Linked DNA regions of Mus musculus: region 2 is linked to region 1. Evidence: chromatin loops called from intact Hi-C (ENCODE). Cell type or tissue: gastrocnemius. All regions are shown on one strand.

What was found. Peaks named below come from ENCODE experiments on the same cell type or tissue, not always from the same donor. Only the 100,000 strongest peaks of a DNase experiment are listed, where the experiment ranks them.
Region 2: it touches region 1 in a loop (8-fold over the local background); 28 of 42 quality-filtered maps call a loop at or near these places.

Annotation. Positions count from the first base shown.
Region 1 is chr7:46,376,697-46,381,696 of GRCm38, forward strand. Myod1 (myogenic differentiation 1) reads left to right here. Exons shown (of 3, transcript NM_010866.2): 1 at 1-603; 2 at 1,044-1,122; 3 at 1,448-2,396. The coding sequence ends at 1,698. Among named protein-coding and RNA genes, the nearest start is that of Myod1, 2.7 kb to the left of the region's middle. In gastrocnemius, CTCF peaks have their summits at 496, 1,701 (motif pointing right), 2,482 (motif pointing right) and 4,154 (motif pointing right); DNase peaks (open chromatin) are centred at 498, 1,608 and 2,493; H3K4me3 peaks cover 2,473 bases; H3K27ac peaks cover 2,424 bases.
Region 2 is chr7:46,283,697-46,288,696 of GRCm38, forward strand. Otog (otogelin) reads left to right here. Exons shown (of 56, transcript NM_013624.2): 32 at 47-214; 33 at 1,198-1,476; 34 at 2,050-2,167; 35 at 3,051-3,130; 36 at 3,524-5,000. Among named protein-coding and RNA genes, the nearest start is that of Otog, 45 kb to the left of the region's middle. In gastrocnemius, a CTCF peak has its summit at 1,971; a DNase peak (open chromatin) is centred at 227; H3K4me3 peaks cover 347 bases; H3K27ac peaks cover 997 bases.

The DNA.
Region 1 (5,000 bases):
CGGGACATAGACTTGACAGGCCCCGACGGCTCTCTCTGCTCCTTTGAGACAGCAGACGACTTCTATGATGACCCGTGTTTCGACTCACCAGACCTGCGCTTTTTTGAGGACCTGGACCCGCGCCTGGTGCACATGGGAGCCCTCCTGAAACCGGAGGAGCACGCACACTTCCCTACTGCGGTGCACCCAGGCCCAGGCGCTCGTGAGGATGAGCATGTGCGCGCGCCCAGCGGGCACCACCAGGCGGGTCGCTGCTTGCTGTGGGCCTGCAAGGCGTGCAAGCGCAAGACCACCAACGCTGATCGCCGCAAGGCCGCCACCATGCGCGAGCGCCGCCGCCTGAGCAAAGTGAATGAGGCCTTCGAGACGCTCAAGCGCTGCACGTCCAGCAACCCGAACCAGCGGCTACCCAAGGTGGAGATCCTGCGCAACGCCATCCGCTACATCGAAGGTCTGCAGGCTCTGCTGCGCGACCAGGACGCCGCGCCCCCTGGCGCCGCTGCCTTCTACGCACCTGGACCGCTGCCCCCAGGCCGTGGCAGCGAGCACTACAGTGGCGACTCAGATGCATCCAGCCCGCGCTCCAACTGCTCTGATGGCATGGTAAGGCGGGGGGCTCAGGAGGATGAGCAATGGAGGCGGCGCCTGGGGTATCTGCAACAGGTTTCCGAGGCCCTTGGGGTGGGGGTGTCCCTTATACCTAGATGCTCCTGGCATCTGACACTGGAGTCGCTTTGGAGACCCAGGGCATCTATGATTCTGCCGATTGGGGGTGGAACACTGCTGCGCAGACCCCGGGATATGCTTTTCCTTCTCATTATTACCCTAATGCAGATTATTGTTCCTGAGTGACTGTCCACTCTCAGTTTGGCCCCGCATGCGACAGCTTCCAGTGTGTGGCTGGCTCCTACCACCTGGGGCTGACCCAGTCCTGGAACCAGCAGCTGAGACTAAGGGAGTGAGGGAGGGGTGATGACAAGGAGTGTTGCTTGAGACCCACTCGGGCCCTGTAGACCTAACTCTGTTATCCTTGCTATTCGCAGATGGATTACAGCGGCCCCCCAAGCGGCCCCCGGCGGCAGAATGGCTACGACACCGCCTACTACAGTGAGGCGGCGCGCGGTGCGTATTCTCAGCTGTTCCCAGCTAGCAGGCCTTTATCGGCCTTCTGTATCCCCCTTGAAACTTTCCTCGCTCCCTAGGCTTAGTATCCTCTTCCTGCCTCCACCACATACATACCCGTACCTTGGGATGGCGGGGGGGGGGGAGGCTGGGGGGGGAGCATTGGGGGAGGGGACAAAGAACTATGATGCACACCTTCCTCTCCTTTCTCCTTCCAGTCTAGCAAGTCCTCAGTTTCCCTTTTGCTACAAAGCTCCGTGCCTATGGGCAGGAGACTTGAGAAGGGCCGCAAGTTTGGATTACTAACCTTCCACTCCCCTCACAGAGTCCAGGCCAGGGAAGAGTGCGGCTGTGTCGAGCCTCGACTGCCTGTCCAGCATAGTGGAGCGCATCTCCACAGACAGCCCCGCTGCGCCTGCGCTGCTTTTGGCAGATGCACCACCAGAGTCGCCTCCGGGTCCGCCAGAGGGGGCATCCCTAAGCGACACAGAACAGGGAACCCAGACCCCGTCTCCCGACGCCGCCCCTCAGTGTCCTGCAGGCTCAAACCCCAATGCGATTTATCAGGTGCTTTGAGAGATCGACTGCAGCAGCAGAGGGCGCACCACCGTAGGCACTCCTGGGGATGGTGTCCCTGGTTCTTCACGCCCAAAAGATGAAGCTTAAATGACACTCTTCCCAACTGTCCTTTCGAAGCCGTTCTTCCAGAGGGAAGGGAAGAGCAGAAGTCTGTCCTAGATCCAGCCCCAAAGAAAGGACATAGTCCTTTTTGTTGTTGTTGTTGTAGTCCTTCAGTTGTTTGTTTGTTTTTTCATGCGGCTCACAGCGAAGGCCACTTGCACTCTGGCTGCACCTCACTGGGCCAGAGCTGATCCTTGAGTGGCCAGGCGCTCTTCCTTTCCTCATAGCACAGGGGTGAGCCTTGCACACCTAAGCCCTGCCCTCCACATCCTTTTGTTTGTCACTTTCTGGAGCCCTCCTGGCACCCACTTTTCCCCACAGCTTGCGGAGGCCACTCAGGTCTCAGGTGTAACAGGTGTAACCATACCCCACTCTCCCCCTTCCCGCGGTTCAGGACCACTTATTTTTTTATATAAGACTTTTGTAATCTATTCGTGTAAATAAGAGTTGCTTGGCCAGAGCGGGAGCCCCTTGGGCTATATTTATCTCCCAGGCATGCTGTGTAGTGCAACAAAAACTTTGTATGTTTATTCCTCAAGCGGGCGAGCCTCGAGGCTCGCTCGCTCAGGTGTTGGAAATAAAGACGCTAATTTATACAAAGTGGCTCTGGCTTTTCCTAAGGGGATCAGAAAGAAACTCTACGAACTGGGCGGGCTGTCTCGCAGCGACCCCTGTAGGTGGCAGAAGGGTAGCACGGAGGCTGGGTAGTGCTGGGTAATGAAGAAGGGCTGGCAGACCTCCAGCTGTAGGGAATTCCCCAGGCCTTGCCTGCCGCACCCAAGAAAACCAGTGGCTCCGGTGGAAAGATGCACGTAGGTTGATGTTCGTTTAAAAATACAAAAAGCCAGATGTGGCGGCTCATCCCTGTAATCTCAACATATTTGAGAAGCCGAGGCAGGAGGATGGAGGCAAGCTGGAGGCCACCCTGGCGATAAAGACATAACCTCTTTAAAATACAAAATTAAAAGTTGGTGTTAAGGAGGTGCTCAGGTGATAGAGCACTTGCCTAGCATGCACAAAATCCCAGGCTCAGTCCCCAGCACCATATCAACCTGTCATGGGGGACACAGCTGTAGTTTCAAGGCCCGGAAGGTAACACAGGAAAATCAGAAGTGTGTGGCCATCCTTAGCTACACAGCAAGTTCCAGGCCAGTCTGGGATACATGAAACCCTGCCCGTAGAATAATGGATTAATTAAAAAAAAAAAAAAACAACCAAAAAACTAGTTCTACCCATTTAAGATTCTGGCAGAATGAGTCTGTCTAGGACCAGTTATTGTTACTTTCCAAAGTCTCCTTTTAGGGACTCCCAAGTGTGTGCTAAGCTGAGAATGGCTCCCATCCACACAGTGTGTCCAGAAGGCTCTGTGAGAGCGTATGGCCCTGGATCCACACAACACCCTCACACGTGTGGAGGAGGGTGGGAAGATACAGTGCAAGAAGAGACAGCTAAAGGGCCCTGGGGATGGGTTATGAGCCATGTGGTGTATGCAAGCCCTTAACGATAGTGGGACTGCACAGGGACAGCACAGTCAGGAGCCAACCCTCAGAACATCTTCCACTGTCTCATCTCATTCGAAGATAGAGGCTCAGAGCCTGTGGGAGGAGGGAGGGGCAGAAGGGACCAGTATATCTCTAGAGTTGTGGTGCTTCCATCAGACTGTGTAGAGGGCAGGGGGAGGCCATTGGTGCAGCCAGAGTGCAAGGTGAGCTTTCTGGACAAAGTGCTATTCAGATGTGTCAGGAGAGACAAGTGTAGGCAATGCACAATGGCCGTGAGGGACCACACACACACACACACACACACACACACACACACACACCTCTATTCTTCCCTGGAGTGGCCTGGCATACATTCTCCCTCCCTTTAACACTTGTCCCTAGGCCCTCAGTACCTCCTGCATTCCTTTTGTACAGATCCTCTCCTTAACTTCCCATAGGCCAGGTTCAAGACACAGAAAAGACACCTTCAGGAAGGACCACTGCATGCAGAGAGTGGACTCTGCCTACCCTGCAAGACCATCCTGGAGGAGATGCTCAGAGCTTTTCCGTTACTCTGATGTTCCATTGGCCTCTCAGAGCTCTGTAGGGTTCCTTACACACTCTCTCGAGGCCCCTCAGGGATCAGTCATAACTTGTCCATTGGACATATGCCAATCCTGTCCTCAAGGGGAAGAGGCCACTGAACACACGTCCTCCCTTTGGGAGGCAACCAGACACTTGGGGGTTGAGCCTCTTCACAATTGGTCGCATCATGATCGATGACACATAGAACACAGACCGTGCATACGGACAGGAGCAGTAACACAAGCAGAGAGCTGCCAGGGAGAATCCTGAAGGGACTGGACAGCAGAGGGAGCTCACAGCTGAGGCACAGCAAGCACAAAAAGAGTGGGGCAACCTTGTAGACCCACAGCTCCTCATGAGAAGGAGCTTAGGAACACCGAGATGAGACAGGACCACATGGGCCTTGGCTGAGCTGCGTTCGGAGGGTAGCGGGGAGTTGCAGAGGGATCAACCCAGGGAAAGAACAGAAATAAATCTGCATTTTAGAATGATCCATTTGGACTGGTAGAGCAAACAGGAGGGAACAAGATGAGACAGATGCTTTGTGACTTTCCTGGGGGGAGGTGAACATATATCACCTCATAGAGAGAGGAAGCCAACAGCCCAAAGATTTCATCCATTCCAGCATGGCAAATGAATGAACATCCGGGGTTACTTACAGGGGAGTGGGATGCACAGTGAAATCCCACTCCTAGAGAAACATTTAAAATCCTTTTGAATATTTTTTGGTGTGTGTACATATGTATGAATGTGTGCATGCATGTGTGTGTGTGTGTGTATGTGTGGTGTGGTGTGTGTGTGTGTGTGAGTAGGTGTGTACCATGGTGCATATGGACGGTCAAAAGACAACTTGAAGGAATTTATTTTCTCCTTCCAATGCATCAGGGATTGAAATCATGCCATCCACCTGAGCAGCAGGCATCTTTACCTACTGAGCCATCTCACCAGGCCCCAGATTTTTTTTAAACCTCTTATATGCTTCAGAACTAAAAAAAAAAAAAAAAAAAAAAAAAAAAAAAATCTATTTTACTTTTAATTATGTGTCTGTGTGTGGGCATTTGCATGTGTGTCTAGGTACCCACAGAGGTCAAAGGCATCAGACCCACCCACTCCCACTCTCCAGAGCTTAAA
Region 2 (5,000 bases), 93 kb before region 1:
CATGTGAGTTGGCGGTGACACTTGTGACAGAGACTTTTCTCTCCAGCGCTAGGTAAGGGTCCCTACCAGCTGTCCAGTGTGGCGGCTGGCGGTACTCTTGTGGCCACGAAGGCAGTAGACAGTGACATAGCCCTTGTGAGGGCAGAGGATCTGGCGCCAGGGGACATTTCAAGCTTCCTGCTGACAGCTGCTCTGTACAAGGCCAAGGCCCATGGTAAGGCCCACCCTTTGGCTCCTGTCCAGCCGTCTCAGAAAAGGCGGTGTTGATGGGGGTGTGGGGGACGCTGAAGCCTGCAGCCACCCACAGGGCTCCAATCCCACTTGTTGTTTCTAGTTCTGACTAGTTTTTTTTTTTTACCTCTGTGACCCCAAACTGCCTACGATGGGACTGAGACAGGTTTTCCCCATCCCCACCCTCAGCCAGACTATTGTTGTAACGAAAATCCCAAATCCTGGGGTCAGCATCTACTCTCCTTTCTCTTCCGGCTTCCGGCTTCTCTCCCCTCCTTGCTCCCTTCCTCTCTCTTTTCCCCTCACCTCCCCCTCTCTTTGCCCCTCCCCTTTTTTTTCCTCCTTCTTCTCTCCTCCTTTCTCCCTCTCACTGAGTCTTAAGCACAGGGCAAGCACAGGAACCAGAGACATTAAGGGACACAGTCACTGTCCAGCAGGAGTTCCAGTCCTATGGTACACATCAGCAAGAAAGAGACGACTTTAGAGTCAGATGTGGGGTCTGCCCGTCGGGGCAGCTTAGGGCCTCCTGGGATAAGGGATTCCTGTGACAGGAAGAAATGGAGACGGTTACATATTATGAGACTGCTGAGTTTCTGGAATCACCGGATCCACTTGTTCTCTATGCTCAGTGGACTGTCCCCCTGTAGAAGGACCATTCCTATCTGTTTGGTGCCAAGCAGAGCAGGCCCCAGGACAGGCAAGGCTTTCTGGTGGAAAAGGAGGAGAGACAGGACAGAAGACAGAGGCAGCTGAGGCCTTCTGTAACCTCCCGCCTCCGTCCACAGAGACGATGACCAGAGGGTGGCCCGTGAGTGGGAGGGAGAAGCAACAGGGGAGCAGGGTCCAGCTAGTCCCCAGGAACCTGTCATCCCAGCCACTGAGTGTGAGAGCACACATGCTGGCATGCAGTATCCCCAAATCTGTTCTCTCTGCATGCTGACCTAACTAACTCCTGTGGCTCTGCAGACCCTGACGTGGTGTCCCTGGAGGCGGCTGACAGACCCAACTTCTTCCTGCACACCACAGCCAATGGCTCTATAGGGCTGGCTAAGTGGCAGCGCGATGAGGCCTTCCATCAGCACGCTTCCTTCTCGCTGCACCGGGGGACATGGCAGGCTGGCCTGGTGGCTCTGGAGTCCCTGGCAAAGCCTGGCTCCTTCCTCCACTCATCAGGCCTTGAGCTGGCACTGCGGGCATACGAACACACGGAGGTGTTTCGTGGTGGTGCGCTCTTCCGCCTTCTGGGTAAGGGTCTGCCGGGGCATCGTTCTTGGATCTGGGGCTTCTGCCTCACTCGGTGGCATTCCCTGCCCTCTCTCCTCTTCTCTTTCCCCAGAGGGCAAAAATCTCAGCCTTTTGACAAAGGTGGAGGGCTCCCTGGGGTTTACCCCTGGAACAGGAGGTGGTCTGATCTCCATGCTGGCAGGTCAGGGAGTGGTGGCAGGATGGACTGAGACCTAAGTCACTCTTGTAGTGTAAAAATAGACAGTCTGTGTGAAAGTGAGAGGAACCGTGAGCCTGCTGGAGGCTCATAGTGCGCCTGGCTTCTGTTTCCTGCCGAGGGTACATATTGTCCCCATCCCTAGGAGTTTAAGGTACACCCGTGGGGACTCAGGGCTGAGAAGCTAGCAGGCTCTCCAGACCATGTCCCCAGTTGTCATGGATGCAGCCTGCTTAAACTCACTTCTTATTTTCTCTCTCTCTCTTTTTTTCTGGGTGTACTTACATGCCCTCACCACAGGGCTGAGCTGGGATAATTCTGGGCACTAGTGTTCAGCCTCTCTCAGTCCAGAGACTTGGAGGGGATTGTCTTTCTAGATGCCAAGCCTTTGGGGGCTGCCTACCCCACCTGTGAGTGGCGCTACGATGCCTGTGCTAGCCCCTGTTTCCAAACCTGCCGGGACCCACGGGCAACCAGCTGCCAGGATGTGCCCAGGTGAGACCAGGCGGTCGTGGGCACGACGTCAACGCCTTTGAGACAGTTTGAGCGCACCTGCGAGCACATGTGTAGACAGACCCTTGTGTGGGTGGGTGCCAGAGTGTGTTCTAAGATGAGTATGGGAGTGTGTCTGTGTCAGGGAAATGTGCCTTTGTGTATGTCTTAGCCATTTTTCTCACGTGACAGAATGGCTGACAAGAGAAGCTTAAGGGGGCAGGGAAGGGTTTATTTGGGGACACAGTTTAAAAAAAGGACCCAGTCCATTGTTGTGTGGAGGCACAGCAGTGACTCTATGGGGGACATTCAGATTCCAATCACAAAAGTATGTGCATGCCCCATATAAATGTGATATATTCATATTGTATACTGGTGCACGGAGTGCATATAGCTTGACTGTGTGCTTGTATGTACTAACTAGGTATGGGCTGTATATGGCCATATTCACACATCTGTGTGAGCTGATTATATGCAGTTGAGCGTGGTTGAGAATATCACAGGGGTGTGTAAACTGGTATCTGTGGGCATCTACATAGGTGTATATGTATGTGTGCACTGGGTCTATGTTTTAGCTTTTTTGACAGCCTTAGAAAGAGCCTGTGGGCTGTGCGGGAACGGGCCTTGCAGAGAGTCTGATCCTGTGGACAGGAGTGCACAGAGCCACACACTGTTCATACGTGTCTCCCTGCTGGCCAGGAAACAAGAGCATGAGGCTCACATACATGGGCACAGGTGCTAGTGTACATGTGTGTGACAGGTGTCTGTAGAGCTTCCCATGAGGGTGTGTATGATAAGCATGCATTTACACGTGTGCCATACAGATGATGGGGCCTGTGTTCTATCCATGTTCTGGTCACTAGCTAGCCCCCTGCTCTGTCCTTAGGGTAGAAGGCTGTGTCCCTGTGTGTCCCACTCCTAAGGTCCTGGATGAAGTCACACAGAGATGTGTCTACCTGGAAGACTGTAAGCGGCCCGGGGTTCTCCTTTCTCCTTCAGACTCCCTCATGTCTCCAGGGGTCACTGAGAAACTCTGCTCAGGGTCCTACATTCTGGAGCAGCTGGCTTCCAGCAGGGCCCTGGAAGGAAAGATCTTCATTGATCTGGGTTTTTTTTTTTCTGGTCCCCGTTTCAGAGAAAGGTAACGTGGGCTGTGGAGGTCTTGCTTGGGGTCTGGTTTTGGACAGAGTCCATCTTGTTGTTTTCTGTGGACAGAGGCCTTGGCTGTCTGCCATCAGAAGCTGTGTTTGACCCATCAGTTAGGGTACCAGTCCTCCAGCCCCTTACCTCAGCACTACCCTTTAAGGACAGCTAGGGGCAGTCGCTCTTTTTCTGAGCCTCTTCTCTTGTCTGTGCTAGGTGTGGAGCCAGCCCCGCGGGGTCCCACGGAGACCCTTGGCAATGAGACTCTGGTACCTGGTCAAGTGCCACCCACCACCAGTGCCGAGCAGCAGCTTCCACAGGGGCTCCCTGGAGCCTCTGCCTACAGCCCCGCCCCTGTTCCAGTAGCCCCACCCACCTCAGCCCCAAACCCACCAATGGCTGCCACGGAGGGGCAAGCGCCATCTCCAGGATCCACCCAACCCACACTGCAGACACCCCTGGGCCTTACAACATCTAACTTTCCTGCTGGCCACACAGAGGCCACAGCCAGAGAGGAAGGGGCTGCCAGCCTTCTAACCACTTCTCATCCCCCAGGGTTCTCGTCCTCCCTCCCTAGTTCCCTGCAGATGCCCACATCTGGCATTGTATCAGGTGCAACAGAGACAACCAAAGTGACCATAACCTTTACAGGGAGTCCCAACACCACTGTCGCTTCCCGGTCACCCCCTATACCTCGCTTCCCACTCATGACCAAAGCTGTGACAGTCCCAAGTCATGACTCCTTTCCTGTTAAAACCACACCTCTGCAGCCCTCTTGGCTATGGAGCCTCTCTTCCAGACCTATGACTTCCCTTGGAGCTACGTCCTGGCCCCCCACCTCCCCGGGATCCCACCTGTCAACTGCAGTAACTAAGGTGGCAAATAAGACAATGACATCCCTGTCTGTCCTGGCCCAGAGCACTTCAAGTTCCAGCCAGCCCCTGGCTGCAGTGACCACAGCACACAGGGCTCCTGCCAGTCCCCTTGTCACCAAGGGCTTGGAGGTGGTGTCAGCCACAGAGAAGGGAGAAGCTGGGCACAGCCAGCTTACAGAGTTGCCAGTGTCCCCACCCCCAAGCCCAGCCCCCATCGACCTGCCTCACCCAGCCCAACATACCACCACAGCCCCTGGGCCTTCTGCTCTGTCCCCGGGGATCCTGGCTGCTGGCAGTCCATCCACAGGTGCTCACAGACCGGGGGCCACAGCTTTAGCTTCTCTAGAGCCAACTCGGCCACCCCACCTTCTCTCTGGCCTACCTCTGGACACCAGCCTGCCCTTGGCTAAGGTGGGAACCTCTGCCCCAGTGGCCACACCTGGCTCCAAAGGCTATATCCCCACCCCTCCACCTCAGCACCAGGCTACAACTTTGGCTACGGCCATGACTGTGAGCCCACTTACTCAGTCACTCAGTCTGACAGTGCCACTCATGTCTGCTGTAGAGGAACAGGCACACTCACCTAGCCCCAAGCCTCCCCAAGGAACAGGTATGGCTCCAGACCAGATGCTGGGAGCCACATTGCCAAGCTTTGGAGCCTCCTCTGTGATTGCTGGGGTGCCCCCCACAGTGTCTGCGGCCCCACGGAAGAGCACCACCCAGAGAGCAGCCATTCTATCTAAGAAGGTGTCTCCACCCACCCTCATCTCTGACTCTGTCCAGGGTGGGTTCACAGAACTCACACCTATAGTGAGCCA